Linked DNA regions of Homo sapiens: region 2 is linked to region 1. Evidence: read pairs that join two places in POLR2A ChIA-PET (ENCODE). Cell type or tissue: Panc1. All regions are shown on one strand.

Region 1 (2,500 bases):
TAAAAATGCAGGGTATTGGTTATTTATTGCTGTGTAACACATTGCTCCAAATTGTAGTGGCTTAAGACAACAGCAACTAGTCTCCCAGTGAATCTTCAACTTGGGCAGAGTTCACCAGGACTGCCTTTGCTGGGTCAGCTCAACTGGGGACTGGAGGATTCTCTTCTGAAATGACTCACTCACAGGGCTGGCAGGTTGGTGTACTTGTTGGTTGGGAATACTGCCGGGGCTGAGGGCTGCGGGCCTTGGTTCTTCTCTATGTAAGGCTCTCCATAGGATGCTTGGGCTTCCTCACAGCATGGTGGCTGGGTTCCAAGAGAACAAGGTACAATTATGTCGCACTTTTCTAATATACATCTCTGCTGTACTATATTGGTTGAGGGAGTAAAAAAGGCCCACCAAGTTTCAAGGGTTCATAAATTCATCCTCTTGATGGAGAAGTGACAAGATTCAGGAAGAGCATGTGGGATGGGAAGTATTATTGTGGCCAGCTTTGGAAAATACAATCTGCCACATAGCAAATTCCCATGACCCCACTGCAGAGCTGCAGGATCAGAATTTATGGAGGCAGGGGCAAGGAATCTGCATTTCAATCTCTTCCATATAATTTCTGTTGACCACTAAATTTTGAGATTCCCTAAGTGAGGATTGACATGCAACCTCCATAAGACAGTGCTAACATAGCATGTAGGTGTAGCTGACTGGAAGCCAGAAAACAGGCTTTTGTCCTGGCTAGGCAGCTGGATTCCTGTGAGACTTTGGGAAAGTAACTTACTATTTCAGGGTTCATTCTCCTTAGCTGTAATAATTATACACAGCTCAGAGGGTCATTCTCAGGACTAAATACTACGAAACCCAGAATATGCTTAGCCTAGTACCTGTTGCAGAGTGAGTATTCAATGAATAGTATCATACTCAAATGACATTATTATGACTGCTAAAGTCTTTGTAAATTTAAAGTGCTCTTTTATTATGATTATCATAGCTACTGTTTGTTTACAGCTCTCTCAGTGCGAAGCCCATTATTACTTAGAATTTGCAGGTGTCACTAACCCCATTTCACAGAGAAGGAAACTGAGGTTCAAAAAGATTGAATGAGTTGCCCAAGGAATGGGAGGAACTAGGATTTGAACTGATTGTAATTTGGTTCCAAAACCCCTACCTCTACCATATCACTCTGTCCCTTGCTATGTGATAACAGAAGCCATTTTAAAAAATTAAATCTGTCTTATTGCCTCATCTTGAAAATGAGGTTTATAACACCTTCTGTGCCAGAAGGTTGGTGTTGGGTTTTATTGTCCTTCTAATATCTTGTCTTCTGAGACAGTGCTGAGATCCACCCCGGTGGTTAAACCCCTGGCTGCTGGCCTCCATTGGTGGTGGTGGGAATGCAGTTCTGGGAGCCAGAGAAGAGAGACGCTTCCTATCCCCTCCCCATTCAATGGAGCCCCATCCACCTGCCAAAAACCAATGTGACCATCTTGCAAGGAGGCAGTAGCTTCCTCACAGCCTGATAGCTGTGACATTATGAGGCTCAGTGGGTTGAACTCCAGAAGCTTAAGCTCAAATCCCAACTCTACCACTTAGTACCAGTTCAACCTTGGGTAAATACTTAGGGAGCACTTTACCACTCTGGGCTTCTGTGTCCTCCACCATAACAAGGGGATACCAACTCCAACCTTGTGGGTTTGCTCTGAGGATTAGATGAGCTCAAGTAGGACAGGCATCTAAGAAACGATTTGGTACACAGAAAGTTGGGTGTGTTTTGCTGTCATGGGGGGCCGTCAGCCCCTTGCAGACAGCTGGATCTCTTTCAACTTGTAGAGGTGGATCAAGTCAGGCAGAGTGTAACTCTGGGGGCTCAGCCCAAGGCCCTGCCATGGCTGTGGGGGCTCATTCTTCTTTGCTTCCCATTGCAGTTGTTGGTTGAACTGTGCCCTGACACCTGGGGGCACACCCAGACACACACGAGCACACCCACTCACTACTCTCTACCATCTCAGCTTTTTACTCATTCTTTAAGCAGGAAGGTAATATATGTGCATGCCAAAAACAAATCATGCCTCACAGTGAGAAGGAATCCACCGTCTTTTACCTGTCTCTCTCCACTTTCTCCCAGTCACCTGTGTTCCCTCGCTGGCGGCAGCCATGATTGCTAATTCCTTGGGTATCCTTCCAGAGATATTCTACGCATAGATAAGCATATAGGTCACTTTCTTAAGCATATATTGCTTTTTGTTTTTTCAAATAAAGTTTTTATTTTGGAATGTTTTTAGATTTATAGAAAAGTTGCAGGGATAGTACAGTGACTTTCTATAAACACTTTGCCTGGTTTTCCCTAACGTTAACATCTTACACAATGCAGGTAAATTTGTCAAAACTAAGAAACTAACACTGGTACACTGCTGTTGACAAAACTTCAGGCTTTATTGGGATTTACAGGGTTTTCCACTAATGTCCTTTTTCTGTTCCAAGACTCAATTCAGAATCCCACATTGCA
Region 2 (2,500 bases), 120 kb after region 1:
GTATTGAGCATATTTTTATGTGCTTAGTGGCTGTTTGTATGCCATCTTGTAAGAAATGTCTATTGAGACCCTTTGCCTTTTTTAAAAACGGAGTCGCCTTTCTATTGTTGAGTTGTGAGTGTTCTCTATGTACCCTGGATACTAGACTTTTATGAGATATATAATTTGCAAATATTTTCTGTGTGTCGTGTTTTCACTTCGTTTTTTTTTTTTTTGTGACGGGGGTCTCACTCTGTCACACAGATTGGAGTGCAGTGGCACGATCTCAGCTCACTCACTGCAACCTCCGCCTCCCAGGCTCAAGTGATTCTCCTGCCTCAGCCTCCTGAGTAGCTGGGATTACAGGCACGTGCTACTGTTGCCCGGCTAATTTTTTTTTTTTTTCTGGATTTTTAGTAGAGATGCGGTTTCACCATGTTGGCCAGGCTGGTCGTATTTTCACTTCTTAATAGTGCCCTTTGATGAATAAAAGTTTTTAATTTTGACAAAGGGTGAAGGATGTCTAATATTTTGTCTATGATCCATTTTTCACCTCTAGGCCCACTTTTTTGACCCTCACACATCACGGTAGATTAGGAATTTCTTAATGCTGTACTGGTTTTGGAGGTAAGGAAGATGGGACTAGCCCACTTTGCTTTGTCAGGCTGAGAGGGAAGAAGTGATTCCATTGAGCCAGGACTTCAGTGGCCAAAACTACCTCCCCTGGCTTCAGAATCCCTTCCCCAGACCAACCCTGCGTGATATCAGCATGTGGTAAAACACTCCTGTGTCTTTAGAGACTGCAGTCTATAAATGATTTTTCTGTCTTCCATGGGCCTTGCCTGCAAGCACTTTCCATCTTTCCCTAGGTTTCAGGAATGCTCAAGAATTACGGGATCTTGACTGGGCACGGTGGCTCACACCTGTAATCCCAGCATTTTGGTAGGCCAAGGCAAGTGAATCATTTGAGGTCAGGAGTTTGAGACCAGCTTGGCCAACATGGTGAAACCCCATCTCTACTAACAATACAAAAACTAGCCAGACGTGGCGGTGGGTGCCTGTAATCCCAGCTACTTGGGAGGCTGAGGGAGGGGAATCTCTTGAACTAGGGAGGAGGAGGTTGCAGTAAGCCGAGCTTGGGCCACTGTACTCCAGCCTGGGCCTGGGCAACGAAAAGAGACTCTGTCTCAAAAAAAAAAAAAAAAAAAAAGGGGGTCTTGTCACTGAGTTTCCTCATCTTGCCTCTGCCTCTGAGCACATTTTTCCTTCTGCTTCTCCACCATAATGAAAACCAGCCATAGGCTTTGACTACTCTCTATTCTCTAGTGTCCCAAACTTCAGTGAGCACAGACAATCACCCAGATAACTTGTTAAATATGTGGATTCCTGGGATATTCCCCAGAAATACTGAATCTAAATTTAGGGATAGAGCCTAGGATGCACATGTTTAAGCAGATTCCCAGGTGATTCTGATGTCAGGGGGTCCACAGACCACGTCTTTAGAGGCACTGCCTTATTCTAGAAGCCTACCCACCCAAACTTATTCTGAGATCCCAAGAGAGGCTAAGTCCAGTGGTTCTCAAACTTGACTGCATACTATAATCACCTAGGAGAACTTTACAACTTCCCTCCATCCTAGGGCACAGTGCAGACAAATCAAAACAGAAACTCAGGGCATGGGACCCCAGCTTCAGTAGTTTTTAAAGCTCCTTGGGTACTTCCAAATTGCAGCCAAAGCTGAGAGGCATCGGAGCCATAAAATTGTAGGTACTTGTTTCTCTTTGCTAAGTCCTTTAACCCACACAGGTCAGCTGGATTTGGAAGTTGATGCTTCACTCTTATAAACACATTTCAACTTGTTGTTTATTCTCATGCTGCAAATGGAAGGTACAGAATTGCAAGGGATGGAATGTGCACGTACCTCCAATTTCCCTACCAGCAGGGAATGCAACAGCCTCATGATGCTTAACCACAAAGGGCATCACTTGAGACATCTTTGCTCACTCTCACGATGGTGAAAGATTGTCCTGGGCTCATTGAAGGAGCTATGGATGTTTCCAAGTCCCCAGATAGAGGTATCATCACTTTCTGATCATGAACCTATGGTACCAAGGTCATTCTGGTGAAGAATCTTTTATGTAGTGGCCAAGAGTGTGGGCTTTGGAATCAGGCTGCCTGGTTTGAATTTTAGCTCTATCACTTAGGTGGGCAACCTACCCACCTTTCTGTGCCTCCATTTCCTTCTCTGTGAAATGGAGATAAACAAAAGTACTGTACCTATAGGGTTGTCTTAAAAATTAAACAAGATGATGCATATAAACAATTTAACCCCTGCCTGGTGTCGGCTCCCGTCCACTTCTCCTCTTGGGTTGCCTTTCAAGAAGTGATAGTGGCAGGCAGGGCTGGTGCTTGGGACCATACTGGTGATAGAAGCAGCAGCCAGGTACTGTGCCCAAAATGCTCTCAAGAGTACAGGCTCAGTACATCCCTTTCATTTACCACCTGAGCCCTGTCTGGTGAG

The links. ChIA-PET counts read pairs that join two places held together with the same protein. Peaks named below come from ENCODE experiments on the same cell type or tissue, not always from the same donor. Only the 100,000 strongest peaks of a DNase experiment are listed, where the experiment ranks them.
Region 2: POLR2A ChIA-PET joins it to region 1 with 6 read pairs; 2 of 35 experiments call an interaction of 5 or more read pairs at or near these places.

Annotation. Positions count from the first base shown.
Region 1 is chr16:10,191,819-10,194,318 of GRCh38, reverse strand. No RefSeq gene overlaps it. Among named protein-coding and RNA genes, the nearest start is that of GRIN2A, 11 kb to the right of the region's middle. In Panc1, no CTCF peak of the experiment used is centred here; no DNase peak of the experiment used is centred here.
Region 2 is chr16:10,071,636-10,074,135 of GRCh38, reverse strand. All of the region lies in intron 2 of GRIN2A (glutamate ionotropic receptor NMDA type subunit 2A), which reads left to right. Among named protein-coding and RNA genes, the nearest start is that of GRIN2A, 110 kb to the left of the region's middle. In Panc1, no CTCF peak of the experiment used is centred here; no DNase peak of the experiment used is centred here; H3K27ac peaks cover 486 bases.